Linked DNA regions of Mus musculus: region 1 is linked to region 2. A link is a loop called in an ENCODE intact Hi-C map of the cell type or tissue named here. Cell type or tissue: gastrocnemius. All regions are shown on one strand. Each heading gives the region's core, and the rest is flanking DNA. Links, peaks and the distances in the headings are about the cores only. Region 1 has its middle 31 kb from the start of Ccdc93. Region 2 has its middle 32 kb from the start of Gm46155.

Region 1 (5,381 bases), core at 201-5,200, 220 kb after region 2:
ACATTCTTATTGCATACAGACAGTTCTATACTTGACTGTCAGCTCTTATTATATCAAAATATAAACATTCAGGCTGGAGAGATGTATCCGTGATTAAGAACACTGGCTGCTCCTCTAGAGAGTTTGGATTCAAATGCCAGTATGCACATGTGGCTAACAGGAACTGCAACTCCAGTTTCAGGGTGCCCGATGCCCTCTTCTAGTCTCTGAGGACACTGTATGAATGTGATGCATAGACGTATATTCAGGCAAAACATCACATACATAAAATAAAAATAAATATTTAAGATGATTATATAAATATTAAATCTAATAAGTAATATATAAAAACTATCTTAGTAAAGCTCTTATGAGGTACCCTGTGTAAGTTATTTCCAATAACTACTCTGCCTCTTCCAGACATATCAATCTAGTACCTAACCAAAAAAAAAAAAAAAAAATGAAGTTCAGGAAGGGTAAGAAATATGAAAGTTAAGGGTGAGTCAAATTCATGCCAATAAGATGCCAAGATCGACTTCTAGCTAGAGCCCTACCACTATTGGACACCACACCGTCCAGTCCTAAGGGATACAGCCTCTGCCTACATCACAGCCTCTCCTTCCAGGAGGAGAATCTAAAAAGCTAGGATGAGAAGAAGCCAGTGAAAGCTCAGTGAATAAGCATTTGTTGCAAAGCCCAAGGTGAGAACCAACGTCTACAAGTTGTCCTTGGACCATCCCACACAGGCAAACATACCTCACCTATCCTCGCACTATATAAAATTTAAAATCTTAAATAGAAGAGAGAAAAGGAAAAAGACGAAGGATATAGGTTGTCAGTGATGAATGGCCAGAAAACTCTCAATGCTGAGTCACCCTGAGCAAGCTCTGTGTTAGGGAGTGGCGAGAGTGAAGGAGAGACTCTCATGCCAATGCACAGCAGGAGCAACATGGAAGCCCCAGTGTGATGATTGATTCCACTAAAGGGCTTGCCTTACAAGCAGCAGGACCTGAGTTAGAACCCCAGAACCCATGCAAAACAAAACAGACAAAATAAAACAGCACAAAGAAACAAAGGATGCAAAACAAACAAACAAACAAACAAACAAAATACAAGCATGGAAGGTTGTGTGCACTTGTGATCCCAGCCCTGGGGAGGCAAAGACCAGCAGATCCCTGCCTACTTGGATAACTCCAGAGCAGCTCCAGAGCAGAACCCCTGCCTCAGAATAACAAGGGGAATATCATCTCACGAACAACAAAGGAGGCGCTCGTATGTTTTTCAACATGCACATTTATGCGTGCACACACACACACACATACGTATGCACAAAGCAAAACAACACAGTTCACACTCATCAGGACTCCTGCTGTAGCTAGTCCCATCCAGGATGAGGACAAGGAGTACTAAATAATGGAGATGACGGATGTGGGTAGTGACTTACATGTGAAGCCTTGTTACTTGGGAGTGATAGCTGTGTTTTAGACTCCTCTGTCTCAGCAGAAAGCCCGATGAAGGCGTCCATACTGGCAAGGGTGGGACACGGCCTGGGAAGAAAAATGGGATTGCAAGAAGCAGCCAAGACCAGCCCTAAAATCCCCAGTTGGAAGTGTCTCTGTAGTCTGTGGCTTGGCCTAAGACCAGGGTAGAAACATGTGGTCTGAGCACAACAGGCTGGAGACCAGAGGGTCAGGAAGGACATGGGTTTATGAATGTCTTCGTCAGATTAAAGGATCTTGTCTCTCCAAGCAACCGTTTCTAGATCTGCATGGTCTTGCAGAGTCTGTTCATCCCGGATTGCAGTTATTCACATTGTTTCCCAAAATGCCGGCTAGGAAGGCTTGGGAATGATAAAGCAGGAGGCTCAGGAAGCTCATTCGCTTGGGGTAGAGGAATCCAGATCTCTGCCAGCTAATTTAACAAGAGACCCGAGGCGAGAACCACCTCTAATAATTCAAAACTAAAATTAGACATTCATTTGAAAAAAAAAATCAGGTAACCGAAACAAAAACGAGGGGAACTTTGTTTATTTAAATTATGAGGCTAATTGCCTCAACTCTCCAATTCCCCTCAGTGGGGTAGACTTGGCTTGAGTCTATCAGTATCCATGGCGACTCATCTAATAAGTAAACTGCATTAGCTCTGCCACTAGCAGAGAGAAGGGAGGGGTCTTGAAATGTATCTGTGTGGCTTCCTTCCAGTGCAAGGCATTTCATTATGTCCTGAGGACATGAGGCACTTCAAAGAGGATTGAAATCTGGAATGAGGGGGAGGAGTTTGGGATTATATACTTGCTTTTTAGTTTTATTTTTATATATGAGAATCAGACGCTAGAGATGGGGGACTCTGGAGAGAGGATTTTTTTTCTCTCTCTCTCTTCTGGGCTAGGGTTTTGTTTTGATTTGCTCAATGGTTGATATCTTTCCAAAAAGTTCCCCCATGAAAGCAGGCTTTCTTGTTTCCTCTTATATACATAATTTCAAGTGTATGTGACAGGCTATCTGTTAAGACAATACTCACACCTGATTCTATCTCGAGAAGGAAATGATGCAACGAATCGTTGCTGGTACCCAAACGATGTAAAGTGGCAATAAAAATCACCTCAAACAGGCACTGTGGGGTTCCTGTAACTACAGAAAACTAACTTGCTCTGTATCCATTTACTTTTAAAAATCATTTCACGATTAGAAGCATGTCAACTGGTCTAATTATTGCAGCAAATAATGAATCATTTCCTTTACAATCACTTATTAATTAGCCATCATAACACTGTTGTGAATTAGGTAGAAAGACAAGGATTCAATATTCGGTTATTAACACCTAATTAAAATATTCATTGTTTCCCATATGTTGTTTATAGCTTGGCTTCTTCCACACACTTGACAGGATTTCACTAACATGGAACAATGTCTTCCATTTGCTTAGCTCCGTCGCCATCTGTTGTTCAGAAGTAGAATATGTCTTCCTGTCTCCCTCTCCCCTCCCTTACCTCTTGCTTTTGGGAGAGTTTTAATTGCGATCAACAGTGTTCTCTTGAAAATGTTTTTCTTGATTTTTTTTCTTGTGTTGTTTCTGAATAAATAAGACATTTTGGTCATTTCTTAATTTTTTAAATATTTATTTATTTTTGTATGTATTCATTTGCATGAGTGTGAGTGTGCGTGTGTGTTCCACAATATATTTTTCATGGAAGTCAGATAACAACTTGAAGAAATCGCTTGTCCCCTTTCACTATGAGCCCCAAGGATCCAATTCCAGTTGTTAAGCTTAGCACCAACTGCCTTAATCCCCTGTGCCAGCCTAGTTCCTGCTAGTTTCAATGACAAGTTCTGAATAGTAAATTGAATGAACCCAGCAACAAAATGAGACTGAAATACAAGTAGTCCATCCCTCTGCGATGGGAGTTTGGTCCTAGGTCACTGTCCCTCTTTCCTTCACCTGAGATGCTCCAATCATTTGTGTAAAATCATGTATAGTGTTTGTGTATAGCCTGTATATATCCTCCTGTATTTTGTAGTCATCTTGTGAACTGGAGATGTGCCTCAGTTTGTAGAGTGCTTACCTAGCATGCACAAAGCCCTCAGCACCACATAAGCCAAGCATTATGATCTGTGATCCTAGCACTTGAGAGGCAGAGGAATAAGGATCAGGAGTTCTAGCACGTTCCAGCTGCATAGGGTGTTCTAAGCCAGCCTGAGTTATAGGAGACACTGCCTCAAAAACAAACAACAACAACAACAAAAATCCAAATAAACAAAAAAGCAACCAGGGGCTGGAAAGATTAAGAGTGTTTGCCGCAAACCTAATCCTCATGCCTAAAATCCACATTTTTAAAAGCCAGCCAATGAGACATATGCTTATAATCCCGGTTCTGGGGAAACAGAGGCAGATGGATTCTTGGTTCGCCAGCATAAGCTACTTGGCAAGTACCAGGTCAATGAGTGACTAAGTTTTAGAACTCAAGATGGGTAGCACCACTCAAAATTGCTCTCTAACATCTGCATACACACACACACACACACACACACAACTATCAGTACACATGCACATACACACTCTCAGAAGCAGGAAAAGTACAGGTGAACTAGTTCACACATGAAGTTATGACAGAAGGGAATTTAAGATTGAATGGTTCAAGTCATTTGTAGACTTACTCTGTGCTTACTCACACAACCTAGAAAAGTGATGTCAGAGGGCCGAGCACAGCGTATCATGCCAATACCTAATGATAGAGAAGCTATCATGATGCTCTTCTAACAAACTGGGATACAGGACAGCAGTAGAGTAAGTGACTGATGTAGGGTGGGTTCCATGATGCAAAATAAAAATATAGGACCGTTGTTCCAAAAGCAGGCCTAGGGTTCATGCTCCAACAAACAAGCAAGCATAAATAGGACTGACAAGGCAGGATAGATGGCAGAGTGGTAACAGCTTGCTTCACAAGCATAAGGACTTCAGACACTCAGAACTCACATAAAGCCAGGCATGGTCACATAGCCATGTGTAATCCCATCGATAGAAACAGTAGATTCCTCGTAAGCTTGTGGGCCAGATAGACAGATGAATACAGTAAGGAAATGATAAACACTCTGCAGGAGACCAGGCACCTTCTTCCTCCAGAATAGTAAGACATGGCATTGCTAAAGGCTCACCGAAGTAATCACCTGGTAGATAGGAACTGTCTGAGAATAAGATAAATGTGGAAGGAAACAGACAGAGATGCACAGGAGAGCACACCCTGAGTGAGAAGTTTGGGGCATCTGGTAGTGTCTTCAGTTCCAATAAATGAGGTAATAATGTCCCCCTTGTTTTGATTTTTTTTCTCCTTTGAGTGTGTGCTTGTGCTTATGCAAGTACACACGGGGCGGGGGCACAAGGGCATGCATGCTTGTGGAGAACACTGGACAACCTTGCTTTTGCTTCTGTTCTTCTTTGAGGCAGGATGTCTCACTAATCTGGAATTTACCAAGTAGGCTAGGCTAATTGGACAGTGAGCAAACTTGCTTTCCCCTCTCAACCAACAAGACCACAAGCATGAGGCATGGCACCCAATTATCTCACACTGGTTCTAGGGATAGAGCTCAGGTCCTTATGCTTGCAAGGCAAACACCATACCGACTGAGCCACCTTCCCAGCCCATTGTAATCCTTAAACTAAAACTAGGTTTCTGGTCCTTGAGACAAAGAGCCCTTGTTGACACAAACAGAGAAACTGGTTTGGGAAGCATCCCATTAACATGGCCACTGAATGTGCCAAGAGGTCTGAAGACTAAATTCCATCAAATTTCACTAAAAGAAGAAGCAGTTTCAGGGTTTGGGTGGGGAGTGGGAGCTATCACGGGAAATAGTTTTTACAAAGATACTTGACAAGAGACCATTGACAGAAAAAAAAAAAAAAATAGA
Region 2 (5,381 bases), core at 240-5,239:
GGGGGGGGTGCGGTGGCCTAGCCTGAAAGTCCCACCATCTGGTGCCACAGTACAACTCGCCAGTCATAAATAACAGCCTGTCTTTTCACGTTTTCTCTGTGTCCTCCCCCCTCAGAGTCCCTCTAAAGGGGCTGCAAAATGGAAGATGGAGTTGGGGTTCAATTTCCCCTGCCGTCTGCGCGGGAAGGAGAAGGCGCGTCCAGGGGCGGGCACCAGGGGAGGGGACCACGAAGCCTGAAGAGTGGCAACGACAAAGGCCGCGGAGTTCTAGGGCCCTGCTTTTCTCCGCGAGCCACCCAGCCCCAGCCGGAGCCTTGGATTGCAAAAGAAAACCCGAATGAGCTCTGCCGAGGTGGCATTTTCGTCTCTTTCTGTCCCTTTCCCTAAAGCCGGCAGCCCTGCGGGGACGCGTCTCGTGTTAGAACTGCGCGGTACGCGGGCAAGGGGTGCTGCCGGGCGTCCCTGGAACCTGGAGCTCGAGGATCCTGGCTCCCAGTCTGTGGACACAATTGCCTCTTTTAGGTTTGCAAGGCTCCCGGGCTCTGCGCGCACACTCACTGCTGCCAAAACATTTCTCAAAGGTCCCCAAATAAAATCAAACCCGAGTAGTGGCCGAGGCCCGGGATTGCCCAGATAATGCACAGGGGAACAGAAGTGAAATCTGTTCTTTGGGGAGTCATGGGCAATAAAAGCAAAGCCGAGTTTAAAAAAAAATATTTTTTTCCCTTTTCTTTTGGAGGAATCGAAGGAGGAAAAAAGACCAAAAAAAAAAATGTTAAAGACGAAAGTTTAGAAAGAAAGAAAGAAAGAAAGAAAGAAAGAAAGAAAGAAAGAAAGAAAGAAAGAAAGATAATGAAATAGGAAATGAAGACCCACCCTGCAGCATAGCTGCAAAGTAAGAAAGTAACAACGTTTAACTTTGACGTGTGTCCCACTTAAAATAAAACTCTTTTATCTCCCTGAGAGCCGAGATCCCCAAACCTTGTTTGGACTCGGACAGAGAGAAAGAGGTGGTAAATAGGCGAATTTTGTTTCCCTACGGGTGCTGTGAGCACGATCTATCCAGGATCGTCAGACAAAGCCGGTGCCATGAAGCGGGTAACTTTTCCAGGTGAGACTAGAAACTCGGTTTAAACTCCAGGGCACTCCATGAAACCGGCCAAGAAAAAGTTGCTGAAGAAAACCCACCCATCCTTCCAGCAAAGCCCCCCCCCCTTCCATTCCCACCCCGGATTCCTCTCTCAAATGAATTACAATCCACTCTCTTCCGTGCCAAGTCCATCGGCTTCATAACCAAGCCCCCAAGATTTTAAGAAATAAACTTGAGGTTCGGAATTGAGAGGAACTGGAGTGTGGTTCTTTCAGCCAGACTTCAGTGTTCTTGGTTCTCTTCCCACCAGGCGTGATGAAGCAAAATATTTTAACTACAACTTACAAGCTTGTTTTTTATTTCATTTTCCCCTCTTTCTATACATTTTCTTTCCTTAGGAGAAACAGATCAAGGAAGACTAATTACAAGGCATGGCGAGAAGTCAAATGAAAAAGGATCCCATCAACGCAGAAAGTAAATTAATTTTTTAGAAGATAGGTTTTAGTTTGTAAGAAGAATACATTGTATTTAGTAACATTTGTTAAGATTTAGTTCAATCTTCAGGTTGGAATATGAGGGCTAAGCCTGAGGTCACTTTCTTAGTTGGAATTTCCTTAGAAATTCTAATTTGAAAACATCCTTGGGATCTTTGGTTTGCTTTATTTATAAGAAGCTTTGGGAGTATTTTTTAAAAGATATTATCATTTTGTTTTTGTTTTTTTTTTAAACAGACCTTTTAGCTTTAAACCACGGCTTTCAACTAGAATGTAAAAAATGCTTTTTGTTTGGTTGGTTTTGGGTGTTTGAGTTTTGTTTTTTACTGTGCTTTAGTTAGTCGGACCTTTAATTAAATTTTTTTAATTAAAAAAAAAAAAAAACCCTTTCTTCTTGATGACTATCCAGTCCCTAAAATATTCGAGAATGTTGGGGAAAATGTCCACTAACACAGGCATCTGACCAGCTACTTCAGGCAGAGCTTGATTCAGGGGCTACCCTCACCGGACCAAGGAAGCAGATTTTGTTATTCTGGTTGGCATTAACGGTGGTGGCTTGGGGGGTTGGGGTGGGGTCTCTCCTTTTGTGTCTATGAGCTCACTGTCACATCCCTCGCTCTCTCTATTAACATTTAATTTTCTTTTGGAAAATACAGAAGAAAGCTCCACAGCGTCTGGTCCTAGATGTTCTAAAGACGTCCAAATACCTAAATATCATGAGTATTTTCAAAATAAAACGCAATGTGTGCCTTACAACTTCTTTATTTTTTGATGTTTATTAGAACCGTCAACATTAGCCATTTCTGAATATGGTGGTTCTTGAACACACGAAGCGGCTGCTTAAGTTTCTTACACAAAATCCTGGAAATTGTCCTCCACAAATCTTTATCCAGCGCTTCTTCGGCTCTTTGACTCTCATCAGAAGAGGCGCGCTATAAAAACGTGGACGATTGCAACCTGAGAATGATTTATTTTTTACAAAGACGAACCTTTTCGGGCCATTCGTTTATTTTTAAATAGAGAACGGGCTTGGGTGGGTTTTTTTCTTTCTTTCTTTTTTTGGGGTGTGTGTGTGGGGGGGGGGAGGTTGTTTTCTTTCTCTCTGTTTTACTAGGCTCACAGGGCCAGGCGCAAGAAAAGAAAGCCTCGCTGCTGCTGCTTCTTTGCAGTTTCAACGGTGAATTCGCGCCACCTTCTGGTAGCTTGGAGGACAAAAACACCCGACTGGTTCCATAAAAGAATTCTTTTATTCACAATTGTGTCCGGTTGGTATCTGTAGGCGGAGCGTCCCTCTGCTTCTCTGAAAACTCCTGGCAGATTCCCTACAGCCTGGTTTTTATAAAGATGCTTTAAACTAGGAAACCAGTTTTTTTTTCCTTTATCTTGTCTTTGAAAGAGCTCTCTGAAATGAAAGCTGCATCTTTACATGATAGTTTACTGAACCGTCTCTGCCTGGTATATGGTTGGACTTCAGTAAAGGATGCGTGTAGTAGACTCCGCTATCCCACATGCGCAGTCCTCCGGGGAATGCTTGCAAACAAAATGGAGCCTATAACTGTAGCAGCAGAGAAACAAACGCCTTTCCTTCTTGGGTTCATAAGACCCCCATTGCCCACAATTAATCACAATGACATGTTGTATTCAAGCTCTTTGGTGAAGTCGGCTAGGTTCACATACATCTGGTTTTTCATAGATTTCAATCCATTCTGCAATACGGACTTCATGATATTAAACTTGTTGGTACAGCTCTTGGGTCTCCAAAATTAGCAGTTCAAAAATTTTTAAAAAAAGTTATCAGTTCAAGCCACTTTGGTGGCTCAAGACTTTAACACAGGCATAGTGAGGTCAAGGCTAGCCTGGTCTACATAGTGAGACCCTGTCTTCAAAGGGCCAACAAAATGAAACAAGTTAGCAGTGTGAAAAGAGGCAATTCTTCTGGTGAGAATTACCACAAAGATGGAAGTTGATACTTAGACCCTCAAGCCAAGCTCATTTTAAAAATCGAATGGGTGGCACAGAGCATGTGGCTGGGTTGGCCCTCATCTAGTTTGCACTATGTTCTGGGCTCTGTCCTCAGCACTGCATGAACCGAAACTCCAGCACTGGGGAGGTGGAGGCAGGAGGGTCGCTCAAGGTCATTCCTGTGCATAGCTCAAGGTCATTCCTGTGCATAGCTCAAGGTCATTCCTGTGCATAGCTAATTCCAGGCCATCCAGGAACTACATGAGATAGAGTTTCAAGGGAGGGAAAAAATGTATTCAACCAAAACACATAGGCATATATAGCCTACGTCTTCCTTCCAGAAAGTTCTTTCATCCAAGGAATAAATGTACTCTGTACTGCCATTTAAAGACTCTGTGGAAACATGGGGATGGGAAGACTGTGCCACAAATAAAGTATTGAAAGCTACGCAAAGATAAAGACTCCATGATTCACCCTGAGATTCTACATTTTTAAAAATTTCAGTCACAGCAGCATGCTTGTGATCTCAAGGACCCGCACCCTAGCTGTCCTCTACCTCCCATATGCAGTCACACATACATGTACCTGCACACAATGTGCATGTTTGTCTGTGAACACACACACACACACACACAAAACACACTCTAAGAGGAGTGAAAAAACTAACACTTTGCTGCAGTCTTGACGGGGCTCCAAATGTTTTTGTCAGCAAAGCTGTGCACAGAAAGATGGGTGCTATAATTGGGCTATCTCAGTGCAATCATTTTCTCCATTAGTCATTCATTATTTACGAGAACCATCCAAGTCCCAGTGCATGCCAGACCTGTGAAGTTAAAATAGCCCTGCAGACAGCCATGGGTGGGCTACGCAGCACACGGCAGTATCTACGCCTGACTTAGCAGGGGCCTCTCCAGAAGAATCATGCTGAAGGCATCTGTCCAGACAGGGCAGGTGACTACTTGCATGACATGAAGACAACCCCAACAAGAGAGACCAATAATTATTTTGTCATCAGCGTAATCTCAAAAATCTTTACTGCCAATGCAAGAAGGTTTTGAAGAAAGCTTCGATGAAGACTACATACATAGTTTCTTGAAGCATATTCAAGACCAGGACGCAAAGGATGGAGAAGAACACTTAAAAAAAAAGACAAGGCTGGGCTGGGAAGGTGATTTAGTGAATAAAGGATTTGCTGCCTAAGTGTGAGGAACCTGAGGTCTGATTCCCCCACCCCAGACACCGTAGCATGTATCTGTAATCAGACCACTTGTATGGGGAGATAGGGCATGGAAACAGGAGGTTTCTCAGGAGCTCATAAGCCAGTTAGCCTAATGGATAGAGCAGTGAACAACAAGGGAGTTTGCCTCAGACCAGATGGAAGAGGATCCACATCAAATGTATCCTTCAGCCTACACACATGTGCTACTGTGCACAAACACCTACACTCCTACACATGAACATGCATATGTATAGGTGTATGTGTATGTAGACACACACATGCACAAAAAGTCAATGTTGGGTAGATTTCAGTCATCAAATTAAGTGTGTGTGTGTGTGTGTGTGTGTGTGTGTGTGTGTGTGTGTGTGTACTTGTGAACCAATATGCTGGGAGCAGAACACATAGGTTAGGAAGGAATTTAACAAAATAATTCTAATCACTTACAAGAACAATGTGTTGAAGGTAGCCAAAATATGTGTGGGGAAAGTAGTAAAACCTGACTTAATCATTTGTTTCATACAACAACATGTGTAATAGGGTCACATGACAATCAGACCGAAATAAAAACCAGACAAAGGACACGGAAAGAGTTTTGTGTATTTACAAAAATTCAGTA

Evidence for each region. Hi-C counts contacts between places; a loop is a spot of excess contacts. Peaks named below come from ENCODE experiments on the same cell type or tissue, not always from the same donor. Only the 100,000 strongest peaks of a DNase experiment are listed, where the experiment ranks them.
Region 1: it touches region 2 in a loop (2.9-fold over the local background); 13 of 42 quality-filtered maps call a loop at or near these places.

What each region holds. Positions count from the first base shown.
Region 1 is chr1:121,397,544-121,402,924 of GRCm38, forward strand. No RefSeq gene overlaps it. Among named protein-coding and RNA genes, the nearest start is that of Ccdc93, 31 kb to the right of the region's middle. In gastrocnemius, for the core only: a CTCF peak has its summit at 2,923; DNase peaks (open chromatin) are centred at 1,594 and 2,904.
Region 2 is chr1:121,177,737-121,183,117 of GRCm38, forward strand. No RefSeq gene overlaps it. Among named protein-coding and RNA genes, the nearest start is that of Gm46155, 32 kb to the left of the region's middle. In gastrocnemius, for the core only: a CTCF peak has its summit at 2,780 (motif pointing left); DNase peaks (open chromatin) are centred at 398, 2,124 and 2,767; H3K4me3 peaks cover 2,367 bases; H3K27ac peaks cover 1,477 bases.